Linked DNA regions of Mus musculus: region 1 is linked to region 2. The links are chromatin loops, found by intact Hi-C in ENCODE. Cell type or tissue: left cerebral cortex. All regions are shown on one strand.

Evidence for each region. Peaks named below come from ENCODE experiments on the same cell type or tissue, not always from the same donor. Only the 100,000 strongest peaks of a DNase experiment are listed, where the experiment ranks them.
Region 1: a loop joins it to region 2, with 4 times the contacts of the local background. A loop is called at or near these places in 3 of 42 quality-filtered maps.

What each region holds. Positions count from the first base shown.
Region 1 is chr17:33,680,560-33,688,559 of GRCm38, reverse strand. It overlaps Hnrnpm (heterogeneous nuclear ribonucleoprotein M), which reads left to right and starts at 3,102. Exons shown (of 16, transcript NM_029804.3): 1 at 3,102-3,293. The coding sequence starts at 3,181. It also overlaps a transcript of Marchf2 not described here. In left cerebral cortex, a CTCF peak has its summit at 3,485; DNase peaks (open chromatin) are centred at 2,312, 3,098, 3,437 and 3,742; H3K4me3 peaks cover 2,365 bases; H3K27ac peaks cover 1,805 bases.
Region 2 is chr17:33,756,494-33,764,493 of GRCm38, reverse strand. It overlaps Rab11b (RAB11B, member RAS oncogene family), which reads left to right and starts at 4,008. Exons shown (of 5, transcript NM_008997.3): 1 at 4,008-4,271. The coding sequence starts at 4,232. Gm17251 (a long non-coding RNA gene) reads right to left here and starts at 4,636. Exons shown (of 2, transcript XR_003952408.1): 1 at 3,907-4,636; 2 at 2,627-2,952. In left cerebral cortex, CTCF peaks have their summits at 2,707 (motif pointing right) and 3,850; DNase peaks (open chromatin) are centred at 3,982, 4,586, 7,041 and 7,888; H3K4me3 peaks cover 1,780 bases; H3K27ac peaks cover 1,694 bases.

The sequences.
Region 1 (8,000 bases), 76 kb after region 2:
TAATAATAATAATAAAAACTTGACAGTATACCAGGGCCATGTATGTAACTCAATTGTACAATCTTAGGATTTTACTGCTGTGAACAGATACTATGACCAAGGCAACTCTTTTTTTTTTTTATTTGTTTGTTTTTCAAGGCAGGGTTTTTCTGTATAGCTTTGGCTGTCCTGGAACTCACTCTGTAGACCATGCTGGCCTTGAACTCAGAAATCCGCCTGCCTCTGCCTCCCAAGTGCTGGGATTAAGGGCATGTGCAACCACTGCCCGGCAAGGCAACTCTTATAAGAACACCATCCAATTTCGGGCTATCTTACAGCTTCAGAGATTCAGTCCATTATCATTAAGGCAAGAGCATGGCAGCATCCAGGGAGGCATGGTGCAGGTGGAGCTGAGAGTTCTGCATCTTCGTCTAAAGGAGGCTAGTGGAAGACTGACTCCCAGGCATCTAGGTCAAGTGCATTAAAGTCCACACCCACAAGCCTACATCTACTCCAACAAGGCCACACCTACAACAGTGCCACTCCACGGGCCAACCATATACAAACCATCATAGGTACAAAATATTTTTATCATGTGGGAAGTCCTGGTTCCATTCCAAAAGGAAAAAGGTAAGAACAATTTTCACATATTTTTTATTTCCAATTTGCCAGATCCCATAAATTCATTATAACTAATGATAATACTCTCTATACCAATCTGGGATTACCATGGATGAGACCCAAATCTGAGCTTGTTTCATATCTCTCCTCTTCTCTGGGGAAGAAGTTATTACCTTGATTTCTAAAGGTGGGAAGACAGAGGCTCAACATATGAAGACCTTTATCTGAAGTTCTACATCTTTAGGAGCTGGGGATGCCCCAGTGTTAAGCTTTGTGCCCTACCCTCTGGCAGACTCAGGAGAGATGTAGAATATGGCTGTGGTAATAACAGCTTCAGTTGCTCCTCATTCTCTTTTGTTTAGTTGGCCCTGGAATAATATAAATAGACTATTCTCAAATTTGTGGTACTCCTCTAGTGCCTGCCTCTGGAGCACTGAGATTACAGGTATGTGCCACCATGCCGGGCCAGCTCACTTTTGAGTTCTTGTTGCATGCTGAATTATGTAACAGCCCAGGGCTCTTGGCATTTTCCTGCATTGTATGCGCAGGACAGCCCTAAAAGGTGGTTTCTGGAGAGCATTTTGCTTACTTACTGGGTTTTTTTTTGTTTTTGTTTTTGAGACAGGGTTTCTCTGTGTAGCCCTGGCTGTCCTGGAACTTACTCTGTAAATTAGGCTGGCCTCAAAGTCACAGAGATCCACCTACTCTGACCCCCAAGTGCTGGAATTAAAGGTGTGTACTACTACTGTCTGGCAGGAGTCTTTCATTAACCCTACTTCCAGATGAGCAAATTGAGCCTCAGAAAAGCAGTCTCATCATCCCAGTGGGTCCAGTACAGTCTGGTCTTCCCTGTTGTTTTCTGCACCCATCTCTTGCCTAGTACACAGGCTCATGCATGGTAGTATCTTGCTGCCCTGACTGGAAACTCAAGGGGAAGTCAATTTTTCAGAAAGTAAAGACTCAGAGGCTGGAATCTGGCCCATAGGAAGAGCAGGTTGGGAGACTTCGTGACTGGAACAATATGATTGAGGAACAGAGCTGATGTGATCAGGCCTTGGGTGACTGGTGAACTGATATCCATAAAAAAAAAATTTATGTAAAAACACACAAGCATCTTCACTCTTCTGGCCTACCAAGCTTGGTACCTATTTCTCATCATAACTTTGGAATGTAGGGTCCCAGGAAATGGTGTCAGGGTGGTGCCGTAAGGAGAGATAGAATAGGAGGGAGGGAGGGGAAAGAAGGGGAAAAGAGGAGTCGGAAAAGGGTGGGAGGGAGGTTTCTGTTATACATCTCTTCTAATGCTTTGAATTACATGGAGAGTTTTAGTTTGATATTAACCTGTCAAGAATTCTGCATGCAGGGTTGGCTCTGTCTTAGTGGGTAAAGATGTTTGCTGCCAAGTTTGACAACCTAAATTTGATTACTGGAAAGAGAAAATCAATTCCCACATGCCAGCCATGGCATGCTCAAAGCCTGTATTCAATCATTCCCCCTCCATCCCCCCCCCAATAAAAATAATTCCTGCCAACATAATTTTTATATTTTTTCTCCATTTAAGGAAAGCTGATCTCTCCTTGACATGCCACGGACATTGTCAAAGCAGTTGTGGTTACTTGCACAAGATAGAACCTCATCATGTTGGGGTGGGGGAGCCTTGGGAGGCTTCACCCTTCCCTGAAGATCTATTGGTAGTAGATGCTGGAGGAAAGAGGTGTCATTTTCCTCAGTGTTGTAGCCACCTATTTAGTTGCCCCAATAAATCAACCCCTAATCTATGCTCTTGCAAGCAAACCCAACTCAGTAGGTCATAAAACAAAGACAAGGAGGTACATGGAGGAACTTGTTGGAAAGAAGGTACAGTGGAAATGCGGGAAATAAAAGGGCAATGGTAGGTGAATATGATAAAAGAACAGTATAGGGTCAGGGATTGAAGTTGATAGACTGCTAGCATGTTCAAATCACTGGGTTCAATTCCTAGCACTGATTAGCCTGGTTCCTCTGGCCTATCATTCTAGCACTCAAGAGGTGTAGGCGGCAGCTCAGACATTCAAGGCCAGTATTGGCTAGAAACTGTCTCAACAACAACAGCAAAACCCCAAGCAAGCGCAAAATACATGATATACATATATGAAGTTGCTGAAAAAAGAAAAAGAAAGAAAAGGCCAGGCGTGGTGGTGCTTGCCTTTATTTCCTGCACTTGGTAGGTAGGGAGAGGCTGGAGGGCTACATAGTGAGACCCTGCCTCAAAAAAGAAAGCTAATGAGTAAAACAAAACGGAAAAATATAAAGTAAGCTGGACCGACTAGGTCCGTATGTGCGCTCGTATTGTAAGTTCGAATGAGCGACACATATCTCTCCCCCTGTCCCACAACCCAACTGTATCTGCGGACATCGGGAAGTGAGGCCTGCCACTGGAGGAGGCGTGGCCTGACGTCCAGGGGGCGTGACCCGAGGCGAGCAGGAAGCGGGAGCCGGTCGCCGCACAAGGAGGCGTTACTGGTCGTTCGGGGTCACGTGAGCGCGCAGGCGCAGCTCGACAGAGCCCGCTCCCTCACACAAAGCCCAGACGCGGAGAAAATGGCGGCAGGGGTCGAAGCGGCAGCCGAAGTGGCGGCGACAGAACCCAAAATGGAGGAAGAGAGCGGCGCGCCCTGCGTGCCGAGCGGCAACGGAGCTCCGGGCCCGAAGGGGTGAGTAGTCTAACAGCAATTGATCCTTCTCTAACTCCAGCCAGGTTACTTCGCAGCTCCGTTAGGTCTGTGGGCCGCTTTCTCTTCTCCCACGGCGGCGCGGCGTCTGCGCAGGCCTTTTCCCTGCCGAGAGTTGGGGGCGGCCAAGGCTGTGACGACGACGAAGCCAGGAGAGCCTAATGGATCGCCCCCTGCCGACAGCGCTTGCCTCCGCTGCCTCAGCCTCCTGGCTGTCTGAGCGCGTCGTCGAGGCCTCAGGCCTGTGGCCTGGTATTTTATTCTCAGAGCAGTGATGGCGCGCGGGCTGCGGGAGATCAGGGCCCGCAGCACCTCTCACTGGGGTCTCGAGGGTTGAACCATTAAGACTGTGTAGTTTCAACCCTTCAGCATACAATCCATAGTAGTGGAAGTATTCTGTCTCAGTTTCTCAGATCTGAGAAGTTAGGGGCGGGAGGCTTGCGCGTGCGAGGTGTCACGTGTACGGTCGGCGGCGCGACCCGGAAGGTGTCGACATGACTCTTGTTGCGGGGTTCCGAGACACCGGTGTTACCCTCATTCTGCAAGAAGTGCTTCTTCCATTAGAATGGCCCCGGACCCGGGCTCCTGGGCTGGAGTTCTTTCCCCTCTTTATAGTCCTACTTCCTAAAGTGCAGTTGGTACCAATGGGAGAAATGGTCTTTGCTTGCTCAGTGTTCATCCTTAGCAACAGACCTAAAGTGTTCGGGTAGAGGCACCACTTCGGGGTTTCAGAAATTAAAATAGACAGACGTCATCATCCCTTTTTTGGAATCCTGCTTGGAGATCTGTCTAGGGACCTTGATTCGTTATTATAAGTGTCCTAGCATGGCCTGAGGAGTCCCAGCCTTTTGGGAGGAGTGGGAAGCTGCAGGATCCAGAGTGCAAAGTGTGGCCAGACTATATAGAGTGAGTTCAGTCTAGGTTGCCATTTAGTCATTGGGAAATTGAGCTAGACCCTAACTCTCAAAAAGAGGGATGAAAACATAGCAATAACCTGGCACTCCAAAGTCCCTAGATTCGATTCCTAATATCAGACCACAGGGTGGTCTTTCTGAGCCCTAAAAAGTTTTCTTCAAGGAGGAAACCATAAGATTCTGCTCCTGTGAAACTCTCCTCATACTGATATACTAATATATCAGCTTGAGGAGGTCTGGAGAAACATTTTGGTTCTAAAATCAGCAGCCCATGTCTCTGAATTTTTGTTTTCCATCAAATGTATAAGGTGGGAAGTTTTAGGACTCTGGGAGTTGAGAGTACTTAAAACACTTGTTAGTGAAGCATTTACCAAGTAATGGCTATTTTGTTACTGGAGGAAATTTCATATCTTTTATCTTAGTTAGGGAGAAGTAAAACACCATTGGTTAACTGGTTCTTGTGTGTTATTCAGCACTGGAGAGGCTGCGTGAGTTCCAGAGCTGATTCGGCTCAAGATTTGCCTAAGCTACATAAGTACTTGCCTGTCGTGTATGAGTGTGTAGATTATAGCCCATTAATAGAGTAGTTACTCAAGATGCACAAGGTCCTGGGGTTCACCCCATAGTACTAAAAGGATAAAGAGGCCTCTCTTTACTACCAGAAAGGCTCAGCTTAGGAGTGTGCTCATTTTTAACTTTCCCTTCCATCCTCTTGGGAACTCGGGGTCTTGAGGATGCTAGACAAGCACTCTTACCTCTGAGCTACACTTGAGCACCTTTAGTTAGTCTCATGTTCAGATTTTTCAGCTTTTGTCATAGAGATGCCTTGTAGGATCAGATTCCCTCTTCTAGTCTTTGTTGTTTTCAGTTTTTGAGTTAGATGCCTGGGCAAACTGTAGAGTCTACAGTGTAGACTGTGATGGCTTTGAATTCAGAACAACGCCTCTGCTTCTGTCACCTCCACCCAGTTGCTGGAATTACAGGTGTGTACTACCACGTCTGGTTCACTTTCTAGGATTTCAGAGGGCCTTATTTAAAAAGCTTTAAGGAAGTTAATTTCTGTCCAGAGTGGTAATGCATGCCTTTAATCACAGCACTTGGGAGGCAGAGGCAGGTGATTATCTGAGTTCAAGGCCAGCTTGGTCTACAGAGCCCAGGACAACCAGGGCTACACAAAGAAACCCTGTTGCAGGGGCAAAAAATTATTTCCTATATATAGAATGCAATGCCGCTAGAGCCTTTCTATATGAAAGATTGCATTTTTAATAGAACACGGTCCTATGGTACAGTTTTAAATTTCCACTGTCTGTATTCAGATAGATAACTTGTGGCTGAGTCATTTGACAGACAGAATGTGCATAGGAAGTATCAGATGAAATAGCCCTTGTGGGAAAGAACCTGAGTGGTCTCAGACTGGCTTAATGGAGGATACCTGAGAAAGTGGCAGCACTTAGTTTTGTAGTGTGGGTGAAAAATAATTGTTATTTTTGCATCACAAAGTTCTTGAAACAAACTCTTTTAAAAGCACAGAGTGTCTTTTTCTTCCCACCTTTTGACTAAGATTTGAACCCAGGTTTTCGTGCTTGTTAAGTATGCATGTATATTACCTAGTGAACCTTCTCACTAGCTTGCTTTTTTTTTTATTAAAAATATTATGAGAATGCATGTTTTGTCTGCGTATGTGTCTATGCACAACATGCATGTACATGGAGGCCAAGAGAGGGCATTGGGTCTCCTGGCACTAGAATTTTAGACAATTGTTGGCTGTCATGTGGGTACTATTACTTGAATCCAGGCCCTCTGGAAGAACAGCCAATATTCTTAACCACTGAGCCATCTCTCTAGCCCATTTATTTAGTTTTTGATAGTAGAGATCAATTGATGACCTCCTGCATGCTAGGCAAGAACTCTACCACTGAGCTGCATACCTAATTTTATTTTTTATTTTTAAGTGTTCTGTGTATGCACACAGGTGAGTGCCAGTGCTTGGAGGCAGGAAAAGGGTGTCAAATCACCTGGAGCTGGAGTTACAGGAAGTTGGGAACTATGGGTGCTCTTAACCACTGAGCCATCTCTACAGCCCCATTGTTTGGGGTTTTCAGACAACATTTCACTCTGTAGGTCAGGCTGGCCTTGAATCCTGCTGCTCTGTCTCCTGAGTGCTATGAATACATATGTGTACCATCATGCTCTACTCTTATTTCCTGTACTTTTTAAAAGTGATTGTGTACTTGGTGAAGAGTACTTTTAAGGCACATTAGATTGTTAGCTCAAGATTAGAAATGGAAGCTCTGTATTATTTGAGTGTGTGCTGTTAGAGCTTTGCTGTTACTTTGTCCTTTGATTTTTTTTTTTTTTTAATGACTACAGAAACAGATACCAGCCTGCAAAGATAAGCTTGCTTTTACTTTTTTTTCTCTCTTCAAGGGCTTCCCAAATGGACTCTCATATTACTCTGCTTTGCAGTATTAGTTAAAACTGAACTGTCACTTTGGTAGTTTGTAGTGAGTTCAGTGCTTAGGTTTCTTCTGTGATGGACAATGGTTGGAATGTTTTAAAACCTCCCAAGTGAATACAATACAGAAAGGCTAGGAGCAAATAGGTCTCCCTTTTTACACCTCAAAATTATTATTGGTGTGCTGTGTGCTAATTCTTTTAAAGACTTGTGACTTAGTAGTAGCCTCCACTTAAAAATGAGAGAATATATTATTCAGACTTGGATGTATGACTCTTAACTCTTTGTTACCCACAGTACTGGTCCTTACATATTTTGCTCTTAACGTATACCAACTCGCTTTTTGTCTTAGTATCTTTTTGTACTCAATTTATATTTGTTGAGGCAGGGTCTCACTTTAGATCATGTTTGCTTTAAACTAGATTGTGTTTGCTCTAAACTCAGAGATCACCTCTCAGTGCTAGAATTAAAGGTGTTCTCTACTATGCCTGGCAGATGTTTATTAACAAAGAAAAATAATGTTGCACTTTTATTTTGGGTTTTTTTTTGATGAGAGGGAATTAAGACAGGGTTTGTCTATGTAGCCTTGGCTGTCCTGGAATTCACAGAGAGCCACCATAATCCTACTGTTTTTGTTTTTGTTTGTTAAGGCAAGATCTTATGTATCTTTGGTTGATCTGAAACACCACAGTAGATTGGTCTCTTAATTTACCATACTCCCCCTCCCTCTTATTCCTGAATTCTGAGAGTATGAGTATGTACTACCATACTTCTTGACTAATTCTTTGGTTCTCACAGCAAGCCTGTGTGCTACTATGGATACAGGCTATAGAGTTACACTGGAAATGGACCTGATTATATGTTTTGATAGGGGAAGAATCTGTACCTAGAATAGTGTTCCATTAAGCTCTGAATTTAAAGGCCTTCTGTTGGGGGGGGACTTTATGTAAAAGATTATTTTCAAGAGGGAGGATGTATTTTTGTCCCAGAAGATGTGATCAGAATTTCAGGGTATTGAGATTTTTCCATATATTGAGAAATTCCAGAAATAGTATGAGTAGAATTAGGTATGGGGGTGTCATGAAGACATAAGAGATGTTAGGATGACAGTGGGGTTTTGTTTGTTTTCTGTTTTTGTTGTTTTACTTGAGATAGGGTCTCTGTATCTCTGGCTGTTCTGGAACTCATTTTATTGTCTAGGCTGGCTTGGAGCTCAGGTTAGCCCTGGGGTTAAAAGCATGTACTACCATGCATATTTAGTATACTAAATAGAGCAGTATAAAGGCATTTAATCTATAAAGTGTGACCTTTGTATGTAGT
Region 2 (8,000 bases):
AGGCTCATGTACAACTATGTTTCTTACAGTCAAGGCCTACCTGCTTAGGGATAGTACTGACTGAAATAGGTTAGGTTCTCCTATTTCAATTATTAGCAGTCAAGAAAATGTCCATAGACATGTCCATAGGCTAATCTGGTGGAGATAATTCCTCAACTGTAGTTTAGTTTTCTTGAATATGTAAAGCCAATAACCAAGATTAGCTGAGGAATGCAGGAGGATGAGGGACAGAATGAGGTAGTCAAGGGTGACAAGTGGAAAAAAGTCAGGATTCCCCAAACCCAGAATAGAAACAAGTATTATTTAACTACCATGTGGACTCTGCAGTTATGTTATTCTTCACTCAACAGATGCTCAGTACAAGAGTACAGAAACATTGTGCACACAGTCCCCTGCCCTCTTGGTACTGATAATTCTGTTAGTGACTACAAAAGTTTAAGTGAGGGCTGGTTGTGTGTGTGACTCAGTCACTAAGCACTTGCATATAGGCTCTAGGTTTGGTCCTAGTCACTAGAAAGAGAAAACAAAAAGTAACTAGATCAAGAAAGTGATGCATATTTTGTGTTCCTAACATTCTGAAAGACAGCAATACATTTGCAACGTATGCCACAGCTTTCCTTAGATATCAGACACTTTGCTACACACACAAAAATTAACTACAGGTCTTAAACGCATTTGTATACCAAAATACCATTTTGTATATTTAAAAAGAACACAAAGTAAAAATAAACTTTCTCTCTGTGTCTCTGTGTCTGTCTGTCTTCAGAGTTTATGTAGTTCTGGAACTGACTATAAAGACCAGGATGGCCTTGAGGTCACAGAGACATGCCTGCATCATCTTCTGAAAGGGTCTCATGTAGCTCCTGCTAGCCTAGAGATTGCCATACACTATATATGCACACACACACAAACTTGTGGTTCTGTTTATAGAATCCAGGATTTTGTTCTTGTTAAGCAAACACTCTTTTTATCTATCTCTTTAATTGGCATATTGGGCTAACTAGGCTAGCCTTACTTGTGATGGTTTGTATATTCTTGTGCCAGGGAGTGGCACCATTTGGAGGTGTGACCTGGTTGGAGTAGGTGTGCCTCTGTGGGTGTGAGTTTAAGATCCTCATCCTAGTTGCCTAGGAGTCAGTCTTCCACTAGCAGCCTTTGGATGAAGACATAGAACTCTCAGCTCCTCCTGCACCATGCCTGCCTGAATGCTGCCATGCTCCCACCTTGATGATAATGGACTGAACCTCTGAACTTGTAAGCCAGCCCCAATTAAATGTTGTTTTTATAAGACTTGCCTTGGTCATGGTGTCTGTTCACAGCAGCAAAACCCTAACTAAGACCTTGTTCAGCTGCCAGAGGCTGGGTTTTCCCCCGACTCCAGTTACAGCACCAGTTTCCAATGTAACATTTCCCTCTTACCCTGCATCATTCCCTATATAGAATTTATCACCCTATTGCTTCAACATATGCTTTAGCTTGGTATAGAGACACACATCTTTGACCTCAGCACTACTGAGGCAGAGTCACACAGATTTCTGTGAGTTCAAGACTAATCTTGACTCAATAGTGAGTTCTAGGACTGGCAAGACTACACAGAGAGACCCTGTCTCCAAAAATAAAAACTTAAGAAAAAAAGGATGAACCCGGGCGTGGTGGTGCACGCCTTCAATCCCAGCACTCAGGAGGCAGAGGATTTCTGAGTTCCAGGACAGCCTGGTCTACAGTGTGAGTTCCAGGACAGCCAGGGCTACACAGAAAAACCCTGTCTCAAAAAACCAAAAACCAAAACAAACCAAAACCAAACCAAAACAAAGCAAAAAAAGAAAGAAAGAAAGAAAGAAAGAGAGAGAGAGAGAGAGAGAGAGAGAGAGAGAGAGAGAGAGAAAGAAAAGAAAAAGAAACATGAATACAGGACCCTAAGGTTTCAGATCCCCTGAAACTGTGGTTACAGATGGTTGTAAGCCACCATGTTGGTACTGAGAATCAAACCTGGGTCTTCTATAAGAACAGAATGTGATCTTAGTGGATGAGTTATCTCTCTAGCCTCTTATTTTTGTTTGTTTTAGTAAGGGCCTCAAACTCCATATGTGGCAGGAGATGACCTTGGACTCAACTCTCCTAATGGCATATGCCACCACACCCAGTTTATGTGCATACTAAGAACTCTCATTTGAGCCCCATTTTCAGCCCCAAAGCAGCTTCTAAACACCTGTTATAGTGCCAGTAATAACTTTTCCCCCACTTCAGTGCTAGGGATTGAAATCAAGCCTTTGCATTCTAATTAATTTAGCTTCCAGCTTGAGAGATTTCTCAGTGGTTAAGATCATTGGCTGCTCTTACAGAAGACCCAGGTTTGATTCCCAGTGCCCACATGGTGGATCACAACTGTCTATTACTCCAGTTAAGGATCCAACATCATCTCTGACCTCTATGGGCACTGCAAACACATAGTGCACAACATGCAAACATAACACACATACACATAAATAAAATTAAGCTGCATTGCTGTTCCTTACTATTCTCCCAATCTCTTAATATCTGTTAAACAAAGACTTCATGGCCCAAATGAGCCACATAATCTCAGGAATACACAAGCAGAGAAAGAAAATGAAATCAGAGAGGTAAATTTTTAAAAAAAGATTTTATTTATTTATTTTATATATGTGACGAGTACACTGTATCTGTCTTCAGACAAACCAGAAGAGGGCATCAGATCCCATTACAGATGGTTGTGAGCCACCATGTGCTTGGAATTGAACTCAGGACCTCTGGAAGAGCAGTCAGTCTCTTAACCACTGAGCCATCTCTCCAGCCCCCGAGAGGTAACTTCCAAGTTACCAGTGTACAAGAGAATCATAAGTTCAAAGTTGGCTAGCACGAGGTGGCGTGTTTAGCGGCGCAGAGCCAGGTGGATCTCTCAGTGTTAAATATCAGGTTCTAGGCAGGGAGACCCTGTGCTCCAAATAAAACAGAACAAGAAAAAAAGAAGTTAGTTCAAAGTAAATATGTATTGTTATCATTCCTTCTAGGCTCCCAGTTACCTGGCAATAGCTAGGTATGACTAACTCACTAGAAAAGGGGCTGTTTGCCCCCCTCCTCTCTTATCCTACACTCTGCCCCTTCTCCCTGGCCGGCCTCTCCTCTTCTCTCTCCACCCCCCTCCTTGCCACTCTCTCTCCCTTTCTCTATCTCTACTCCCTCTTCAATATGAAGCTAGTCAGGGTAACTTGAGGCCTCGTCTCAACAAACAAACAAACAAACAAACAAACAAGCAAACAAACAAAATCAAGCTGGGTGGTGGTGGCCAATGCCTCTAATCCCAGCACTTGGGAGGCAGAGACAGGCAGCTCTCTGTGTTCAAGGCCAGCCTGGTCTATACAGGGCAAGTTCCAGATGGCCAGGGCTACATGGTGCGACCCTGTCACAAAAAAAAAAAAAAAAAAAAAAAAAAAAAACAATAAAGAAAAAAGAAAATCAGACAGGTATAGTCTGATCCATATCACCAATTCCAGTCTAGCTAGGGTTTCATAGTGAAAAACCTGTCTTAAAAAAAGAAAAGAAAAAATATGAGTAATGGTGAAAGCAGAAAACAAGAGAACTTTTTGAGAAGAGGAACAAATAAAAAAGCCTAGGATCCCCATTTGTTTTGGAGGTACTGACATAAGCTTTGTATTTAAACAAAGAACTGGGGAACTGCAACCCAGAGAAGGCACCCCCAATCAACGAACATACGCCCGGAAATGGTCATTTATGGGGCTAGAATAAGAGGTCGGAGGAGACCCACTGATCTATGATGTCATCAGGACGTTAAAGTCCGTAACGTCACCTAGAGGTAGCTCAATTTCCCTTCCCCTACAGGTTCGCTGGAAGGCCCAGTCTGAGTTCAGTCTCTCATTGGTTACGCACTCTGTCAATCCACTTCATTGTTCAAGTGTTCCGTCCCGCCTTCCCCCATCTGCTTTTGATAGGCTGCTGAATCTGTCATTTCAAAAAGGTCCGCATTCCTTCCGCCTTTCTCCGGGAGACCGAGGGCTAGAAGGGTGGATCCCAGGAGGCTCCTACCCCCCGAGCTCGGTTTCTCAGCCTGATTGGCTTGTCCAGGTGCCTGTCACTACCGCTTTCACCGTTGACTGGCCTTTAGACCGCCGCTCTACGCGGCGCCGGTTCCGCCCCCGACGGGTGTTTGTGGTGGGGCTGCGGAGTCGCCGATCCCGCCGGAAGCGCCAGGACAATGGGGACCCGGGACGACGAGTACGATTACCTATTCAAAGGTGCGCCTTGTGGGGTACAGACAGGCGAGGTGGCGGTAGCGACTGGAGGGCCGAAGCCGTGCTACAGGAACAGAGAGCTCAGGGTGGAGGCCCGGACTTCAACGGGGCCTATCCGGGCTGGGAGTCGGAGGAAGCCGGGGCAAGTGGAGTTCGCTAGGCTTCGGGCCCTAGTACGCAGTGGTGAGGAAAGGGAGGCTCGGCGAGGCCTACGGACCCCGGATGCGCCGGGGCGGGGCCGGGGCCTTGGGGGGGTGGGGCCCGAGGTGGTAGGAGAGGCCGTTGGGGCGGGGCGTCCCGAGGGGCGGGGCTTTCCTGGGTTTGGCGGGCGGACTGCGTTGAAAGCAGGATTGTAGCTGGTGTTAAGGCGAAGGAGAAGGTTGTGGGCGTGCCCACAAAGCCTGATTGGTGTGAGCCTTCTAGGACTGACTGACACACCCGGGGCCTACCTTGGAGTGGAGCCTGGATCATGTGCAGGAACCCTATATTATGGTGCTTTGGAATTGGGTAGATTGGGGCCTGTCTGTCGACTAGTTCAAACTCTTGATATTCATGGAGAAGTGATTCAGTTGGTAGCATTCCTAGCAGCAGCATGCTCAAAGCCCTGGATTTTATCACTAACACCGCCTTGGTGATGGTGCAGGCCTGTAGTCGCAACACTTGGGAGGCAGAGGTAGGAAGATCAAAAGTGCAGAGGCCAGGCTGGATTACTGGAACCCTTTCTCAAAGGAAAAAAAGAAAAACCACACATGGACAACGTTAAATGCAGTACCTGTACTATTCTGAAACTTTTTAATAATGGTCCCTTTTACTCCTCCTTATTAGTTTATACAGCCCATATTATCCAGGAAACAGGCCAGTAGTGGTGCACACCTGCAATCCCAGTACTCAGAGTTGGAGGTAGGAGGATGTACTGGCTAGTTTTGTGTCAACTTGACACAGCTGGAGTTACCACAGAGAAAGGAGCTTCAGTTGAGGAAATGCCTCCATAAGATCCAACCGTAAGACATTTTCTCAATTAGTGATCAAGGAGGAAAGGCCCCTTGTAAGTAGGACCATCTCTGGGCTGGCAGCCTTGGGTTTTATCAGAGAGCAGGCTGAGCAAGCCAGGGGAAAGCAAGCCAGTAAAGAACATCCCTCCATGGCCTCTGCACCAGCTCCTGCTTTCTGACCTGCTTGAGTTCCAGTCCTGACTTCCTTGGGTGATGAACAGCAGTATGGAAGTGTAAGCCGAACAAACTCTTTCCTCCCCAGCTTGCTTCTTGGTCATGATGTTTGTGCAGGAATAGAAACCCTGACTTAAGACAGGATTTCTTTGCAGTTCAGAGCCAATCTGGGATGGTGAGGTAGCGTAGGTATTTGTGTACACTGCCAGGCCTGATGACCTGAGTTCAATCTTGGGACCTTCATGGTGGAAGAGAGTCTGCAAATTGTCTTCTGCCCGTCACAGGTACTCCACATCACATATAGAGATAAACTGAAAAAAAATCGTGTAATTTAGCAGAGTGTGGTGTCACACACCTTTAATCCCAGCTTCAGGAAGCAGAGACAGACAGAGCTCCATGAGTTCAAGGCAAGCCTGGTCTACATAAACGGGTGAGGTGGGAGTGGCAAGTCAACAGAATGAGATTTTTCTTGTATTTTTTTTTTTTTTTTCGAGACAGGGTTTCTCTGTGTAGTCCTGGCACTCACTTTGTAGACCAGGCTGGCCTCGAACTCACAGATCCGCCTGCCTCTGCCTCCCAAGTGCTGGGATTAAAGGCATGTGCCACCACGCCCGGCTTCTTTTAAATTTTTTAAAAGCTAACTTAGGTTACACATCCATAGTATGTCTTTAAAAAAAAAAGTGGGGGGGGCGGGGGGGGGAAACAAGTTCAGAAAGGCAGGTTCCTAAGGGTGGAGCAAGGTTGAGCCCAAGACAGATCTTACCACTTAGAGGTTAAGTTTAGGGGCAAAGATTGAAGCTTAGATATGGAAAAGACAGTTGTTATACCTCCTTCCTTCAACACATATGTATCCAATTACAGGAAGAGCTTTCCTACTTAGTGAGCCTCTGTCCGTGTCATTGGGGTTCCTCATTTTCTGATGAGCATATTTAGGGATCTCTGGCATTGTGACACCTTCTATGCCAAACTGAGCTTTTGGGTCCTCTAACCATTCATGCTGGACTCCCTGATTGATAGTGAATGATTTTGAGAGCTAACTCCTGGATCCTCAGGGGACATACCTTTGCCCTTCTGGGAGTGTGTCCTGGTCCTCAAAGCTAGCCTTGGCATCTTGGGACTGTGGAGGTACTGGGGTATCCTTGGGGCAAAAGGCTCCTGAGATGGAGCCAGACAGATTTCTGCAAAGATATGATTACCACACAGCACCATGGGCTGGGAGTGGGCTCTATCCAGATGTGAGACCAATTAGCAGGTGTTAGATTCCGGGTATCACTTTAGAGGCAGAGTACGTTTTGGAAAGGTTTTGGAGACCAGAGATTTGAAAGGCTCTCTGGTGATGGGTGGGACAGATTCAAATCCTGCTCTGTTAGGGGCCTGTCCCCACTCAGACCACCCAGAGGAAGCTTCTAGGCAGGGCAGGGGATCTGTTCTCTTCCAGTCAGCACATCCAGGCATCTGTGATCATTCCCTGCTTGTTTTCGGCTTTTTACTGTTATAAATAGCCTGGCATTGAATGTGTGCCCTAGTCCTCTCTTTGCCCTGTGGGCTAGTTCCTTGATGTGCGTTCCCAGAAGAGCAGTTACTAGGTCAGGGGCAATGGAACTCCTTTGCCATTACTGGTACTTGTCTCCAGAACTCACTTCCTGGAAGCACCAATCAGCTCCTGCAGCAGCTGGCAGTGGGGGAGTGGCCGCCTGCCCCGACTGCCCTCCCCCACTGGCCTCCTTTCCTGGTCTGGCAGGTACCTTCTTCAGTAAGTCACAGTAGCTGCCTAACCCCCAAGGTTAGCATTCTGTCTGTGCTTACCCTAGGTGTCCTCTCCATTCCTTCCATCTCATCTGAGGATTAACATTTGTCCTTTCCATTCAGACTTTAAACCATTAAATTAGAAAAAGGAGTGCTAGGAAACGAAAAGGGAAGAGAGCTAGCAGCAGACAGGCCACTATCTTCACTTGCCTGTATATGGCAAATCCCTCAGAATGTGAATACACTGCACCTGCCAGTCCCTTTTGAGACTCACAGCCTTCAGAGGCTCAGGCTTAGGGCAGGTCAGCCATTATAACAATGGTGGTGACCTGGTCAGCCTTGGAGAGTCATCTTATATTCAGTGGCAAGAAGATAAATTCAAGGTCAACCTATGCTATGTAGCAAGACCTTGTCTCAAGGAAAAAAAAATCTATGGTTGCACTAAAAGTGTTTACAGGGGCTGATTTTGTCACTTTGTGGCTCTCTTTGCCACCCGTAGGAACTCAGGAAGTATAGTAGTCTGGAGCCTTGCCCCACCCCCAAACCCTAGGGCTGGATCCACCAACTTTGTCTGTCTCTACCTCCTTATCCTAGGCTTTGGTCACATTTCTTTGACATGGAGGGCCACAAGTCTGTGCTTGAGACAGTGCTTGGCTCATACACAAACAGTTTTTGGCAGCCACATCACACTTTGGCCCCTTTGTCCTTAAGGCTGGGGCCAAGAGGTCTCAAGAGTGGGTGGCCACATGCCATTTGTTTTCCTCCATAAATAGTTTCTTCAGCCCCAGGAGTGAGGTTGTTTATTTGTACCTAATTATAG